Linked DNA regions of Homo sapiens: region 1 is linked to region 2. A link is an interaction called in ENCODE POLR2A ChIA-PET data of the cell type or tissue named here. Cell type or tissue: PC-9. All regions are shown on one strand.

Region 1 (8,000 bases), 430 kb after region 2:
TATAGAGACAGGGTCTCTCTCTGTCACCAGGCTGGAGTGCAGTGGCACGTTCACAGCTCACTGCAGCCTTGATCTCGGCTCAAGCAATCCTCCCACCACAGCCTTCTAAGTAGTGGGACTAAAAGTGCATGCCATCATATTCAGCTATTTTTTGTATTTTTTTCCTATTTTGACCATCCATATCAGAATTTTTTTTTTTGTATTTTTGGTAGAAATAGGGTCTCTTTATGTTGCCCAGTCTAGTCTCGAACTCCTGGGCTCAAGCGATCCACCCACCTCGGCTTCCCAAAGTGTTGGGGGATTACAGGCGTGAGCCACTGCACCTGGTCAGGGTTATTTTTCTCTTTTTCTTTCTTTTCTCTCTGTTCTCTCTTTTCTTTCTTTCTCTTTCTTTCTTTCTTTCTTTCTTTCTTTCTTTCTTTCTTTCTTTCTTTCTTTCTTTTCCTTCCTTCCTTCCTTCCTTCCCTTCCTTCTCTTCCTTCTTTCTTTCTTTTTTTTTTTTTTTGAGATGGAGTTTCACTCTGCTGCCCAGGCTGGAGTGCAATGGCATGATCTCAGCTCGCTGTAACCTCCGCCTCCTGGGTTCAAGTGATTCTCCTGTCTCAGCCTCCTGAGTAGCTGGGATTACAGGTGTGTGCTACCACGCCTGGATAATTTTTGTATTTTTAGTAGAGACGAGGTTTCACCATGTTGGCCAGAGTAGTCTAGAACTCCTGACTTCAAGTGATCCGCCTGCCTCAGCCTCCCAAAGTGCTGGGATTACAGGGATGAGCCACCGTGCCCAGCTCAGGGCTATTTTTCTCATAATAGTTTTGTATGGGATTTGAGCTTAATACTTTTACATTGCTAATTTTTATGTGAAACTAATTTTCCTGAATTTTCAGAAGGAGGCTTCACCAGAGAGTTTTTCTAACTTCACAAATCTCTTCCTTTTATTGTTTTCACGTAATGTGAAAATGACGGTGGCTTTGGTCTGAGCTTTTTCTGGCTCTGTTCCTCTCTCCCCTTTTTATCTGGATCTCTTTCTCCCCCTTTTCTTGTCTCTGTGCTGCTTAATTTTGATCCTGCTCTTAGTGGCTTATCTGTGGGTTCAGTACCATAAGGGAGCCCTGGCGGGTCAGTGCTGAGAGCTCAGGGGACAAGAACTTCTCCAGGCCCTTTAGACTTGAACGAGGGCATTGGTGCCCTTGCCCTCGCCTGCTACTGTGATGGCTGTTTCAGCAGCTGTGTGCCGCCCCCCAAAAAATGCCCATTGCACTTTCCAGGTAACACCTGTTGACTACATCTCAAGTCATACAAATCAGAGGCAAACTGAAGTGTTTATGCCCCTAAATTCATCAGTCATTGGTTAAACCCGCCCCTGGGGAATGGGGAAGCCCCAGGCACTTCCAACGTGATGCAGGCAAATTGGTCCCGGCAGTCTGAGGGCACCCCTGTGACTAAAAGATTCCTTCATTCACGTGGTCAAGAATGCTCATTTTTTGTACAGCATGGTGACTATAGTTAATAGTTAATAATACTGTACTATAGAGTGTAGATCTTAAGCATTCTCACATAAGAAAAAGTAACAATGTGAGGTGATGGATGTGTTAATTTGGTTGCAGTAATCATTTTACAATGTATACATATATCAAATCATCACATTGTACACTTTAAGTATATACAATTTTATTGGTTAATGATACCTCAATAAAGCTGGAAAATGGCTCATTTTTACATTTCCATTTGGCATTGCATTAAGGGTCATGGAAGGGGGGAAATAGAGGAGTGAGAGGGTACCCCCATTCCTTCTAATAGCACATTTTGAGAGTGGCACACATCACTCTTGCTCACATCCATTGGCCGGAACTTAGTCACAAGAAGTCACTTGGCTGCAAGGGAGACTGGGAAATGTAGTGATTAGCTGGGAAGCCATATACTCAGCTAAACTCTATTGTAAGAGAAGAAGGGGAAAATAGGTACTGGGGAACAATTTATGGTCTCTTTCCTAAGACTGATGGGAAAGAGTGAAAGGAAAAGATGCGTGAGGTAGGGTGACAGGCTCCCACTTCCAGGCAGGGGATTGAGGGAGGAGGAGGATGCATGCTGAGGTGAAGGCCACTTTCAATGTGGTAAGAGATAGCTGAGTTTGGAGGCAGAGAAGACAGAAATTGGGCTGGCATGAGGGTTGGGGAAAATGGAATAAAACAGGCCGGGCACGGTGGCTCACGCCTATAATCTCAGCACTTTGGGAGGCTGAGGTCAGGAGTTCAAGACCAGCCTGGCCAACATGGGGGAAACCCTGTCTCTACTAAAAATACAAAACTTAGCCGGGTGTGGTGGCGCACTCCTGTAATCCCAGCTACTCGGGAGGCTGAGGCACAAGAATCACTTGAACCCAGGAGGCGGAGGTTGCAGTGAGCTGAGATTGCGCCACTGCACTCCAGCTTGGGTGACAGAGCGAGACTCCATCTCAAAAAAAGTAAAAAGAAAAAGAAAATGGAGCAAAACAGAGCCAAGGGCCTTCTAGCTAGGCATGGCCACGTGACTAAGTTCTGGCCAATGGGACAGGAGCACAGGAAGCAATGCAGCTTCCTCATCATACTCTTTATTTCCAACTTTTAAATTGAGGGGTACATGTACAGGATGTGCAGGTTTGTTACATAGGTAAATATGTGCCATGGTGGTTTGCTGCACAAATCATCCCATCACCTAGGTATTAAGCCCAGCAGCCATTAGCTATTCTTCCTGATACTTTCCCTCCTCCCCGACTTTGCTTTTTTGGTTTGCTTGTTTGTTTTTTTTTTTGAGATGGGGTTTTGCTCTGTTGCCCAGGCTGGAGTGCAGTGGAGCAATCACAACTCACTGCAGCTCTGACTCCTCAGGCTCAAGCGATCCTCCCACCTCAGCCTCCCAAGTAGCTGTGACTACAGGCATGCACCACCATACCAGGCTAATTTATTTTTTATTGTTTGGGTAGAGACAGGATCCTGTTATGTTGCCCAGGCTGGTCTCAAATTCCTGGGCTCAAGTGTCCTCCTGCCTCAGCCTCCCAAAGTGCTGAGATTACAGGTGTGGGCCAGGAACCTGACCTCTACCATACCAAACTCTTAACTTCCTTGTTTCTCATCCCGGTGGCCTGGAATGTGAATGTGGGGTAATGAACACCGTTTTTTTTTTTTTTGCGACGGAGTCTTACTCTATCACCCAGGTTGGAGTGCAGTGGCATGATCTCAGCTCACTGCAATCCCCGCCTCCTGGGTTCAAGCAATTCTGCTGCCTCAGTCTCCTGAGTAGCTGGGATTACAGGCACCCGCCACCATGCCTGACTAATTTTTTTGTATTTTTGGTAGAGACGGGGTTTCACCATGTTGGCCAGGCTGGTCTCCAACTCCTGACCTCGGTGATCCACCACCTTGGCCTCCCAAAGTGCTGGGATTACAGGCGTGAGCCACTGCGTCTGGCCTAATGAATATTGTTTTTTTTTTTTTTTTTTTTTTTGAGACAAAGTCTCACTCTCGTCCCTCGGGCTGGAGTGCCTCAGTTCATTGCAACCTCCGCCTCCCAGTTCAAGTGATTCTCCTGCCTCGGCCCACCTGAGTAGCTGGGATTACAGGCACCTGCCACCATGCCTGGCTAATTTTTGCATTTTTAGTAGAGATGGGGTTTCACCATGTTGGCCAGGCTGGTCTAGAACTCCTGATCTCAGGTGACCCACCCGCCTTGGCCTCCCAAAGTGCTGGGATTACAGGTGTGAGCTACCGCGCCCGGCCAAACATTCTTAAACCATGTAGATGGGTGCATAACTTGGAGTAACAAGATAGATGGTGTTTGGGCTCCTTGTAGATCAGAGGCACCCTATCCCCTGGCTACCAGCTTGGTTTCTTATACAAGAGAGAAATAAACATCTATGATATTTAAGCTACCGCTATTTGGTATCTATTAAGGGGGGGTGCATGAATATCTTAGCTAATATGTTCACATGTTGACTGACTGATTCAATAACCTAGGAGCACACACATGCCAGTATCACATCAGATGCCAGGAGCCACAAAGACACAAGTCCATAAGGGCCTGGTGAATCAGGGAGCTGACTGTGTCTGACCTAGGTCAGAACTGTTTCTCCCTGAATCCATACCTCTTTCAGGACTTGAGTTTCTGCACCTGCAGCACAGGCCTCTTGAGACTGTTGGGCCCTTAAAAAAGTTTTGGATTCAAACAGGAGCATTCATGTGGAGGGGATGTGCGCAGAACTCACAGGGGCTGGCGCCCAGGGACCCTCACAGTATCTAATTTCAGGCTTCGCAACACACACCAGCATTTTATTTTTATTTTTATTTTTTTTCTTTTTTGAGACGTAGTCTCGCTCTGTCACCCAGGCTGGAGCGCTGTGGAGCGATCTTGGCTCATTACAATCTCCGCCTCCCAGGTTCAAGTGATTCTCCTGCCTCAGTCTCGCAAGTAGCTGGGATTATAGGCATGCATCACCATACCCAGCTAATTTTTGTATTTTTAGTACAGACAGGGTTTCGACATGGCCAGGCTGGTCTCAAACTCCTGGCTTCAGGTGATCCGCCCGCCTTGGTCTCCCAAAGTGTGGGGATTACAGGCATGAGCCACTGCACCCAGCCTATTTTTATTGGTTTTTAAAAATTCTTTGGTTGTTATTTAAGCCATTAAATAGAAATACCCTTTAAACATTCAAACTATATTGGAAATATATAAAGTACTAGAGAAGCCCTTGTTTTGATATAAACAGGTCTGAGTCATTGACCAGTGTTTTGAAAAAGTCAGCTTAAATGGGCAATCATAAAGACACATACAGGTCTTAGTCACTTTGTTTTGATTTCAAACACAAAATTCACATTGAGGCACGAATTTTTCTTTGGGTGTCTTGACTCAAATTACCCTTTGACTTTCTTGCATAAATCACACCCACAATCCTATAATTTGTCACCTGTTATTTCCAGTTTCTTTAAACTTAAAGACACTTGTGAAGCAATCTGATGTAGCACACTTCTAGATTTTTAGGATTTTCCCTTAATGGTTTATCTTTCACATCTAATTCAACATGTCAGCAAATCTCTTTGTGTATTACTTCCAAAGCATTTAACGTAGTTTGCAAGGAAACAATTCTTTATGCACTCATATTTCATCAGTTTATATAATATTTAATTCAATTATATGATTACAATGACAAATACACCTGGCATAAACAGGCTAGGGACACATCCAACCAAAAGGCAACTCAACCCAGAGGTAGCTGAATTCTTGCTTTTCTAGACCAGGGGTCAGCAAACTACGGCCCTGTGGGCCTGTTTTTGTACATTCTATGGGTTAAAATGCCTTTTAGGGGCCGGGTGTGGTGGCTCACACTCGTAATCCCAGCACTTTGGGAGGCCAAGGCAGGCGGATCACTTGAGGCTGGGAGTTCGAGACCAGCCTGGCCAACATGGTGAAACCCCATCTCTACTAAAAATACAAAAATTAGCCAGGCGTGGTGGCATGTGCCTGTAATTCCAGCTACTTGGGAGGTTGAGGCAGGAGAATCTCTTGAAGGAAGGCAGAGGTTGCAGTGAGCTGAGATCATGCTGCTGCACTCCAGCCTGGGTGACACAGTAAGACTCCGTCTCAAAAAAAAAAAAAATGCCTTTTAGGTCAGGCACAGTGACTCACACCTATAATCTCAGCATTTTGGGTGGCTGAGGCCGAAGGATCCCTTGAGCTCAATAATAATAAAAAGAATGGCTTTTAAAGTGGTTGAATCTGTAAACAGTTGAAATAAACTAAAAAAATTTTATGACATGAAAATTATATAAAATTCAAACTTTAATGTCTGTAAGTAAAGATTTACTGAAGCACTACCATGCCCATTCTTTTTTTTTTTTTTTTTTTTTTGGTGTATTCAGTGGCTGCTTTCAAGCTACGGTGGATGAACCTAACGGTGTCAACAGAAACTCTATGGACCACAAAGCCTAAAATATTTACTATCTGCTCCTTTACAGAGTTTGCCTACCTCTGTCCTAGAGCGAAGCCTGAGCCTTGGGCGCGCAGCACACCACAAGTATCTGTTACTGTGTTTTGCAGAAGCTTCAGGTAAGAGGGAGAGCTCCTAGGAGAGCTCCTACCATAAAAAGTGAAAATCCCTTACTTCTTGGCATCGCTGTTTCCTAAACCCACCCCCTGCTCTTCTCAAGGTAGCTTCATGGTTTGCTTCCTCACTTCCTTCCTGGGCTCAAGTGAGCGATCCTCCAACGTGGTCTCCCAGCGCACTGGGAAAGACATGAGCCACTACACCCGGCTCTGATTTTTCTCTATAGCACTTATCAGACATATTCCATGCTTATTTATTTATTTATGTATTTATTCATTTATTTGAGACAGATTCTCACTCTGTCACCAAGGCTGGAGTGCAGTGGCACCATCTCGGCTCACTGCAACCTCTGCCTCCTGGATTCAAGTGATTCTCATGCCATAGCCTCCTAAGTAGCTGGATTACAGGCGCCCGCCACTGCGCTTGGCTAATTTTTGTAGTTTTAGTAGAGACGGGGTTTCACCATGTTGACCAGGCTGGTCTTGAACTCCTGGCCTCAGATGATCCACCTGCCTTGGCCTCCCAAAGTGCTGGGATTACAGGCGTGAGCCACCGCACCCAGCCTCCATGCTTATTTATTTATTTTCTATTTCCTGTCACTAGAATGTGAGCTCTATAAGGGCAAGGATTTTGCCTGTTTGTTCACTACTCTATCCCAGTGCCTAGATCAGTGCCTGGCACACAGCAGGGACTTAAGTGCTTGTTGAATGAGGATTGAATTACTTTTTTTTTTTTTTTTTTTTGGAGACAGTTTCACTCTGTCGCTCAGGCTGGAGTACAGTGGCGCGATCTTGGCTCACTGCAACCTCTGCCTCCTGGATTCAAGCAATTTTCCTGCTTCAGCCTCCAGAGTAGCTGGGACTACAGGCATGCGCCACGACGCTTGGCTAATTTTTGTATTTGTAGTACAGATGGGGTTTCACCATGTTGGCCAGGCTGGTCTTGAACTCCTGACCTCGTGATCCACTCACCTTGGCCTCCCAAAGTGCTGGGATTACAGGCGTGAGCACCACGCCTGGCCTGAATTACACTTGCTGTATGACAACCTGCTATCTCTAGGACCCTGGGCATGAGGAAATGCCTGAGGGTGGAAAGCAGTGGAGCAGTGCCACACAGTGCATGGTGATCAAAGTGAGGCCTTGTGTGTGGGGAGTGGGTACAGGCAGGTGGGTGATGGGGTACAGAATTCTAAGCCTCTGGGGATGAATGGCAGAGGCCACACCATCTTGATGAGTGGCCCTTGAGCCCACTGGACAAGGAGAATTGTTGGCTGGGGTCCAGGTCCATGGTCTCCCTGACTTGGGGTGGCCTTGCCAGGTGCTCTCAGAATGGGGACCATTCTGATTCTGTCCCCTCCCCTTTGATTCTGTCCCCCACCCTTCAAGGACAAACCGGAGGCAGGTCCTGGTCTCACTTCTACAAAAACAATTGTTTCTGAAGTTTCCCCCCTCACACCCTAGACATGTCTCATGGCCACTGAGTCATGCAGCAATGATGGGTGTGGGTGTGTGGATCGGGGGGTGGCTGAGCCCATTGATCGAGGGCTGAGACATTTTCCCCGCTAATCAACAAGTTAATAAGCTCTTCGATGAGGAGGCGGTGATTAATGAACCAATCAGCTTGCCCTGTAATTGGGGAGTGAGATTGGAGGGTGGGGGTATGAGGGATAGAGAGGGTTTGCGGGGATGTGCGGCTGGCTCCTGGTCCACACTGAGACCACCTAGGGGCCCATTTACTTTGGCTATAAATGAGGAAGTGACTTCTTCAGAGGTTGTAGCCCGAATTCAGGCCACCCCATGCCCTCTAGCTTCTACAGTGTCTCTCCTCTCTTCCCATCTGTCCTTGGACTCCACATTCCCCAAGACATGACAGGGTTCCAGGGATGTCAGATTCCCCATGGCCATCTCACAGTTTCCTTCGTCTCTGT
Region 2 (8,000 bases):
CCAGTGCAGCTCACCTTCTATGCAGGCCCCAATGGCAGCCAGTTTGGATTTTCACTGGACTTCCACAAGGACAGCCATGGGAGGTGAGCCGTAAGGGAAGTTGGGGTATTGGGAGAGAGCAGGACCCCTCCCCATCACTGCTTCTGGGGGCTTCGAGTTTCCCATTTGCGATAGCAGTTGAGCAAGGTGACTTGTGGGGCCTATTCAGGTTGATTTCTTGTCAAGAATGTTGGGGTCCAGGGGACTGGCTCAGGTGAAGGTATAAGGGCAGGGCACATGTGGGCTGATGGGCACTGAAAACTACAGCAAGAACAAAGGGAAGACAAGAGTTGATGCTTTATTTTTTCCCCAAGGGTCAGTTGTATGAACCACTCCACCCTCAACACCTTGAAATGCAGAGAGGAGGCCGGGCGCGGTGGCTCATGCCTGTAATCCCAGCACTTTGGGAGGCCGAGGCGGGCAGATCACCTGAGGTCGAGAATTCGAGACCAGCCTGACCAACATGGAGAAACCCCGTCTCTACTAAAAATACAAAAAAAAAAAAAAAAAAGAGACCAGGCACAGTGGCTCACACCTGCAATCCCAGCACTTTGGGAGGCAGAGGTGGGCAGATCATGAGGTCAGGAGTTCAAGACCAGCCTGGCCAATATGGTGAAACCCTGTCTCTATTAAAAATACAAAAATTAGCTGAGCGTGGTGGCACACTCCTGTAGTCCCAGCTACTCGGGAGGCTGAGGTAGGAGAATCACTTGAACCCGGGAGGTGGAGGTTGCAGTGAGCTGAGATCATGCCACTGCACTCCAGCCTGGGTGACAGAGTGACACTCCGTCTCAAAAAAAAAAAAATTAGCCGGGCGTGGTGCCGCATGCTTGTAATCCCAGCTACTCGGGAGGCTGAGGCAGGAGAATCGTTTGAACCTGAGAGGCAGAGGTTGTGGTGAGCCGAGATCATGCCATTGCACTCCAGCCTGGGCAACGAGAGCGAAACTCTGTCTCAAAAAAAAAAAAAAAAAAAAAAGAAAGGAAATGTGGAGAGGAGCACATGTCCTAAATTGATTTGCAGAACTAAAGTTGTCTACCCTCCCGCACCTTGCATTTCTGTTCCATTTCCCTCATCTCCATCAACATTATAAATATTTGAAAAGAAGCAATAGGTCATTAATGATTAGTATTGATCAGGCTTCAGAATCAAGAGTGCCAAGATTAGAGTCTTGGCTCCTCCTCTTCATAGCGTGTACCCTGAGCTACTATTGTGAGAGACACTGTGCCCACCAGCTTCAGGGAGTGGCAATGGGTGGCAATGGCAGATAGCCTTCAAGTGTCAGCCACTTAGGGGATTTCCTCTGCTGAAGAGAGCCAGTTCACTCCAAGTCCCCTCCCAAGATGGCCCACATCCAGTGTCTGATCAATGAGAAGTGGGTGAGTGGGGAGAGTGGAGGCAGGTGTGGGGGAGGCATTTGATAAGGGTCCAGCCCTCTTTCATCAACTCTGACAATTCTTTTTTTCTTCTTCTTCTTTTTTTTTTTTTTTTTTTTTTTTTTTTGAGATGGGGTTTCGCTCTTGTTGCCCAGGCTGGAGTGCAATGGCACAATCACTGGCTCACCGCAACTTCTGCCTCCCGGGTTCAAGCGATTCTCCTGCCACAGCCTCCCGCGTAGCTGGGATTACAGGCATGTGCCACCACACCCGGCTAATTTTGTATTTTTAGTAGAGACGAGGTTTCTCCATGTTGGTCAGGGTGGTCTCGAACTCCCAACTTCAGGTGATCCACCCGCCTTGGCCTCCCAAAGTGCTGGGATTACAGGCTTCAGCCACCATGCCCAGACTTTTTTTCTTCTTTTTTTTTGAGATGGAGTTTCGCTCTCGTTGCCCAGGCTGGAGTGCAATGGGGTGATCTCGGCTCACTGCAACCTCTGCCTCCTGGGTTCAAACGATTCTCCTGTCTCAGCCTCCCGAGTAGCTGGGATTACAGGTGCATGCCACCATGCCCGGCTAATTTTTGTATTTTTAGTAGAGACAGGGTTTCACTATGTTGGCCAGGCTGGTCTCAAACTCCTGACCTCAGGTGATCAGCCTGCCTCGGCCTCCCAAAGTACTGGGATTACAGGCGTGAGCCACCACACCCGGCCAACTCTGACAATTTTGAAGGGTCATTCTAGTTCCAAAGCTCGTGGGGTGTTGGCGAATGCTGTCATTGGGCCTGAATCAGCTCAACTCCTTCCTGTGCCCACTCCTGCTGATTTCCCCTCCTATAAGTAGTGATCCCATTGGCACTACTTAAACATCCTGCAGGCTAAAAAAATATTATGGGCCAGACACAGAGGCTCACGCCTGTAATCCCTTGGCCTCCCAAAGTGCTGGGATTACAGGTGTGAGCCACCATGCCCAGCCTATAAAAAAATTTTTTTTAATTAGCCAGGCATGGTGTTGCACACCCGCAGTCCCAGCTACTAGGGTGGCTGAGGGGAGAGGATTGCTTGAGCCCTGGAGATCAAGGCTACAGTGAGCTGTGATCATGCTGCTGCACTCCAGCTGGGCAACAGAATGAGACCCTGTCTCAAAACAACAAAATTATTTTTTAAAATTATAGCATTGTTTCAAGAGCGTTTGTTATGTATTTGGCTGGGACCATGCTAACCGTTACTCGTATTTATTACATTTACTCCTGACAGCATTGACTGGTTGTGAAAACCAGTCATTGGTTATGAAATTGGTATTCCTATTTCACATATGGCAGAATTGTGATTTAAACCTAGATCTGCTAGGGTCCTCCTATCAGCACACACACTCCAGCCCCACTTTAGAGGTACCCGCTACCTTCCCTCATTAAAACCAGCTCTCAAGAGGGGATCTGGTAACAGTCTAGGCAGGCATTCCAGGGAGCATGTGAACCGCTGGTTCTTGTTGCGGGTGGAAGGATGGAGGTGTTGTACAGAGTTTAGGTCTTTTTCAGCAAAGATCTCAAACCCCTGGTGTTCAAATCAAACCAAATGGTTATAGTCCCAGCTCTACTCTCAACTCACTGGGTTACTTTAGCCACGTGATTGCCCTCGCTGAGAGTCGGTTTCACTGTCCATAAGATGAAGAAGTACATCACGGTGGTCTGTGAGGTGTCATTGAGGAAAGATGGTCCAGTGCCCCCATGCCACATGGCCTTCCGGGCAGTGCTCCCAGCGCCGGCGCCAGGGCCTGGGATACGCTGGAATCTGCGCGGCGCTCACCCAGCTTTCCTATGCAGAGTGGCCATCGTGGTGGGCGCCCCGCGGACCCTGGGCCCCAGCCAGGAGGAGACGGGCGGCGTGTTCCTGTGCCCCTGGAGGGCCGAGGGCGGCCAGTGCCCCTCGCTGCTCTTTGACCTCCGTGAGTCCCAGGCAAGGAGAGCAAGGTTGGGGTCAGAGGGACGTGGACTGCCGGGCTTCAGCGCCCCACCCCTTCTTGTGCCTTCCAGGTGATGAGACCCGAAATGTAGGCTCCCAAACTTTACAAACCTTCAAGGCCCGCCAAGGACTGGGGGCGTCGGTCGTCAGCTGGAGCGACGTCATTGTGGTGGGCCCCGCGGTACAGGGCACAGGGAACAATCGGGGGCAGGGACACCTGGGGCCAGGAGGAGCCCAAGTCTCGCGCCCGTCCCCACTCCTGTGGCCTTTCTCCAGGCCTGCGCCCCCTGGCAGCACTGGAACGTCCTAGAAAAGACTGAGGAGGCTGAGAAGACGCCCGTAGGTAGCTGCTTTTTGGCTCAGCCAGAGAGCGGCCGCCGCGCCGAGTACTCCCCCTGTCGCGGGAACACCCTGAGCCGCATTTACGTGGAAAATGATTTTAGTAAGCGCCAGCTACGACCTGGCCCCGCCCACTCGCGACGGCTTGGCCCCGCCCCCATCGGATCCCGCCCCCAGCGCCGCAGCCCTTGCTTTGGATCTGGCCTCGCCCCAGGGCCCCGCCGACTCAAGGCCCCGCCCCTGTCCCCCAGCCCTCCTCCGGGCTCGCGCGCGCCTCCCTTCACCCCTGCGCTGACCCCTCCTCCTTGTCTCCTGCAGGCTGGGACAAGCGTTACTGTGAAGCGGGCTTCAGCTCCGTGGTCACTCAGGCGAGTAGGGAGCAAAAGCGCAGTGGGGGCGGCTCCCAAACAGGGCCCCCTCTCACCCTCAGGACTTCCCTTCCAGGCCGGAGAGCTGGTGCTTGGGGCTCCTGGCGGCTATTATTTCTTAGGTACGTGCCCATCCGTACACCTCCCTCCCTTCTCGCGGCCCAAGGAGACCGCTTTGGGCTTCACACCCGCTGTCCCTCCCGCCCTAGGTCTCCTGGCCCAGGCTCCAGTTGCGGATATTTTCTCGAGTTACCGCCCAGGCATCCTTTTGTGGCACGTGTCCTCCCAGAGCCTCTCCTTTGACTCCAGCAACCCAGAGTACTTCGACGGCTACTGGGGTAACACCGCCATTCCAGACTTCCAGCACCCCGAGGGTCACCGCCCACCGCAGACGGTCAGGTCCTGCCCCTGTGGGAGCCTCCATGGCCACCCCTGCCGGCCAACCCACCGCCTAAGCCGCTCCCGCCCTCCGCTCCTGCGGCTTCCCCGCAGACCGCCCACCTCCCATGCGCCCACCGCTCCCTTCCACTGCGGACTCGTAGCGCAGCCTGGGGCAGGGCTTGGCCCCTCGAAGGCCTCCGTTTTTCCATCTGCACAATGCAGGGCTGGGGCTGAGTGGCCTTAATCTCCTCCTTCTTTGCCCTCCGTCCCCTCTGTGCTTCCTCCCCTGGAAAAGACTAATTTGCGCCCTTGTCCTCAGGGTACTCGGTGGCCGTGGGCGAGTTCGACGGGGATCTCAACACTACAGGCAAGAAATCCACTTAGGGCGGGAGTTGGGTAGCCCAGCCCGGGGAGGAGCGCCTTCCTGAAATCTCCCCTATGTAGGGAAATCTTCCTGCACACACATTTTTCCCTGGGTGCAGAACGGGGAGCGGGAAGTGGGTAGGTTCTAAGGCTCTCATTCCCTGAGCCTGGCTCTCCCTATCGCCAGAATATGTCGTCGGTGCCCCCACTTGGAGCTGGACCCTGGGAGCGGTAAGTGCCCCCACCACTGGGCCTCCCGAAGCCCCTTATCCCAGTTCTCAGGCTGACAACTCCTGAGCGCCCCCCACCCCCGCCCCGCCTCCACCAAACCACCCTTTCTCACCTGGAGTGGGAGGTTGCTTTGGGTACAAGAATGATGCTCTCGCCTGCGCTGTCCGTGCAGGTGGAAATTTTGGATTCCTACTACCAGAGGCTGCATCGGCTGCGCGGAGAGCAGGTGGGGGCCAGGTCCCAGTGGGCGTGGCTGGGTGGAGGGGGAACTGAGACTTCAGAATATTTCATGGGAGGTGAGGGCCCATTTCTTAAAGAGGATGCTTGTCCAGCGGCGTGAATGATGGTGCTCCTCATCTTGCAGATGGCGTCGTATTTTGGGCATTCAGTGGCTGTCACTGACGTCAACGGGGATGGGTGAGGAGGGACATGCCCCACCCCTACCCAGTTGGGTCCCAAATTACCAGAGCTGCCCTCTGTCTCCCTTTCCTAGCCCTAGTCTCACGTATCCACTGGAGGAACAGGAGAGCAAGGGTCGAGGAGATTTGGCCCTAGCCCCAATATACCCCTGGTCCAGTCCCATGTAACCACTCATCTGGCCCACAGGAGGCATGATCTGCTGGTGGGCGCTCCACTGTATATGGAGAGCCGGGCAGACCGAAAACTGGCCGAAGTGGGGCGTGTGTATTTGTTCCTGCAGCCGCGAGGCCCCCACGCGCTGGGTGCCCCCAGCCTCCTGCTGACTGGCACACAGCTCTATGGGCGATTCGGCTCTGCCATCGCACCCCTGGGCGACCTCGACCGGGATGGCTACAATGGTGAGGGAAGAGAGGAGCCCTACTTGCTGCAGAGGGGTTAACAGCCACTCAAAAAGCATGGAGTTGGCCTGAGGGCAGCCAGAACCAGGATGGGTTTTAAGCATATAAGTATGTGGCTTAGACACATGGGGTGCTGAGTGGAGAGCAGATGGGAGAGTTGAAGACTAATTAGGAAGTGTTTGCCTTAATCCAAGCAAGAGACAATGACCACCTGGATGTGGATTTTGGCAGTGGAGTTAGAGATGGGAGTGACTTCACAGATATTTAGGACTCGGATTATTAGGACTTGGTGGGAGACTGGATGTGGGGCCAGGGGAGAGGTTGGAGTTGGGTGCCTGTGATGGCCTCCACTGCCTGGAACTCAGGCCGTGCAGCAGGTGCTGGGGAGAGGCGGGAGATCAGCAGTTCAGCTCTGGACCTGTTGAGCTTGAAGGGCTTGGGTGCTTTAGGCGGAAATATCCAAAGAACAGTTGGGAGTGGCTCTCCCCGCTTCCACAAGAGAGATCTGAATGGGAGACAGGGGTTTGGGGAAAGTGGATGAGGTCCCGGGACCTGTGAAATAAGAGGCCCAGGATAGAGCCCTAGGGAGCAAAAGCATTTAGGTGACTCCTACAGGAGGTAAGTCTGAGAAGGAGACAGAGGAGTGTCCAGAGAGGGAGGAGGGAACCCAGGGGGTCTGATGGCCCGGGACTCAAGGAAGAGCATGCGTTAAAGAGCATGCACAGGAGGAAGTGGGCGCTGCAGCTCCTGCTGCTGCTGCAAGATACAATTAGGTGGGGCTGGAGAAATATTCATGGGCTTTAGCAAGAAGAGGGTGCCAGGCATGGTGGCTCATACCTGTAATCCCAGCTACTTGGGAAATTGAAGCAGGAGAATCTCTTGAACCCGGGAAGTGGAGGTTGCACTGAGCTGAGCTTGCGCCACTACTGCACTCCAGCCTGGGTGACAGAGCAAGACTCCATCTCAACAAAATAAAAAAAAAAATAGAGAAAGAAAGGAAGAAAGAAAAAAGAAGGGGAGGTTATTGGTGACAGTGACATAAATTGATTCAGGCCAAGATAGGGTCAGAAGCCAGAATGCAATGGGGTAAGGTATGAATGGAGATGAAAAATTGGATGCAGCTAATGTAGACAGCTCTTTCAACAGGTTTGTGGTAAAAAGGAATTTGAGGAATAGAAAGGAAAAAAAAAAACATGTTTGACTATAAGAGGAAAAAGAGAAAAGGTGATCACAGAAAAGAGATGAGGGTCAAGGGAAGATTATTTCAATGTGGAAGAACATGTAGTAGGTTGAAAATGATGTTGTGGGGAAATGGGGGGATGAGCCAGCAGAGAGTCCCTGTGATGCCTCAGGGGGTGGGAGGGTGACTGGCCCAGTGTCAGGGTGAAGGAAGGAAACCTCTTCCAGGGTCAAATGGGGAAAGGGAAAAGAAAGTTGGTGTGGGATTATAGCATAACAGTGGGCTGCCTCTCTTCCTGAAGTAAGAGATTACGTCACCTGCTGAAGGAAGTGTGGGGGGTCTGGGAGTTTGATGGAATGGAGAAGGCTAGAAATAGATGCTAGATGGCCAGGCACGGTGGCTCACACCTGGAATCCCAGCACTTTGGGAGGCCGAGGCAGGAGGATCACTGGAGCCTAGGAGTTTGACACCAGCCTGGCCAACATAGGGAGATCTCGTCTCCATAAAAATTTTTAAAAATTAGCTGGGCATGGTGGCTATAGTCTCAACTGCTTGGGAAGCTGAGGTGGGAGGATTGCTTTAGTCCAGAAGGTTGAGGCTGCAGTAAGCCATGGTTGCACCACTGCACTTCAGCCTGAATGACAGTGCAAGACTGTCTTAAAAATAAAAAAATTTTAAAAGGGGCTTGGGCACGGTGGCTCACACCTGTAATCCCAGCACTTTGGGAGCCCAAGGTGGGCAGATCACTTGAGGTCAGGAGTTCGAGATCAGCCTGGCCAATGTGGTGAAACCCCGTCTCTACTGAAAATACAAAAATTAGCCGGGCATGGTGGTAGGCGCCTGTAATCCCAGCTACTGAAGAGGCTGAGGCACAAGAATCACTTTAACGGGGGAGGCAGAGGTTGCAGTGAGCCGAGATCGCACCACTGCACTCCAGCCAGGAC

The links. ChIA-PET counts read pairs that join two places held together with the same protein. Peaks named below come from ENCODE experiments on the same cell type or tissue, not always from the same donor. Only the 100,000 strongest peaks of a DNase experiment are listed, where the experiment ranks them.
Region 1: POLR2A ChIA-PET joins it to region 2 with 22 read pairs; 2 of 35 experiments call an interaction of 5 or more read pairs at or near these places.

Annotation. Positions count from the first base shown.
Region 1 is chr17:43,956,013-43,964,012 of GRCh38, reverse strand. It overlaps a transcript of PYY not described here. Among named protein-coding and RNA genes, the nearest start is that of PYY, 6.1 kb to the right of the region's middle. In PC-9, no CTCF peak of the experiment used is centred here; a DNase peak (open chromatin) is centred at 4,822; H3K27me3 peaks cover 325 bases.
Region 2 is chr17:44,381,369-44,389,368 of GRCh38, reverse strand. ITGA2B (integrin subunit alpha 2b) reads left to right here. Exons shown (of 30, transcript NM_000419.5): 1 at 1-83; 2 at 3,238-3,359; 3 at 3,448-3,545; 4 at 3,653-3,818; 5 at 4,034-4,083; 6 at 4,160-4,205; 7 at 4,293-4,421; 8 at 4,784-4,831; 9 at 5,015-5,058; 10 at 5,231-5,284; 11 at 5,423-5,475; 12 at 5,665-5,876. Among named protein-coding and RNA genes, the nearest start is that of ITGA2B, 4.3 kb to the left of the region's middle. RefSeq lists an enhancer at 3,520-3,659. In PC-9, no CTCF peak of the experiment used is centred here; a DNase peak (open chromatin) is centred at 3,868; H3K4me3 peaks cover 1,211 bases.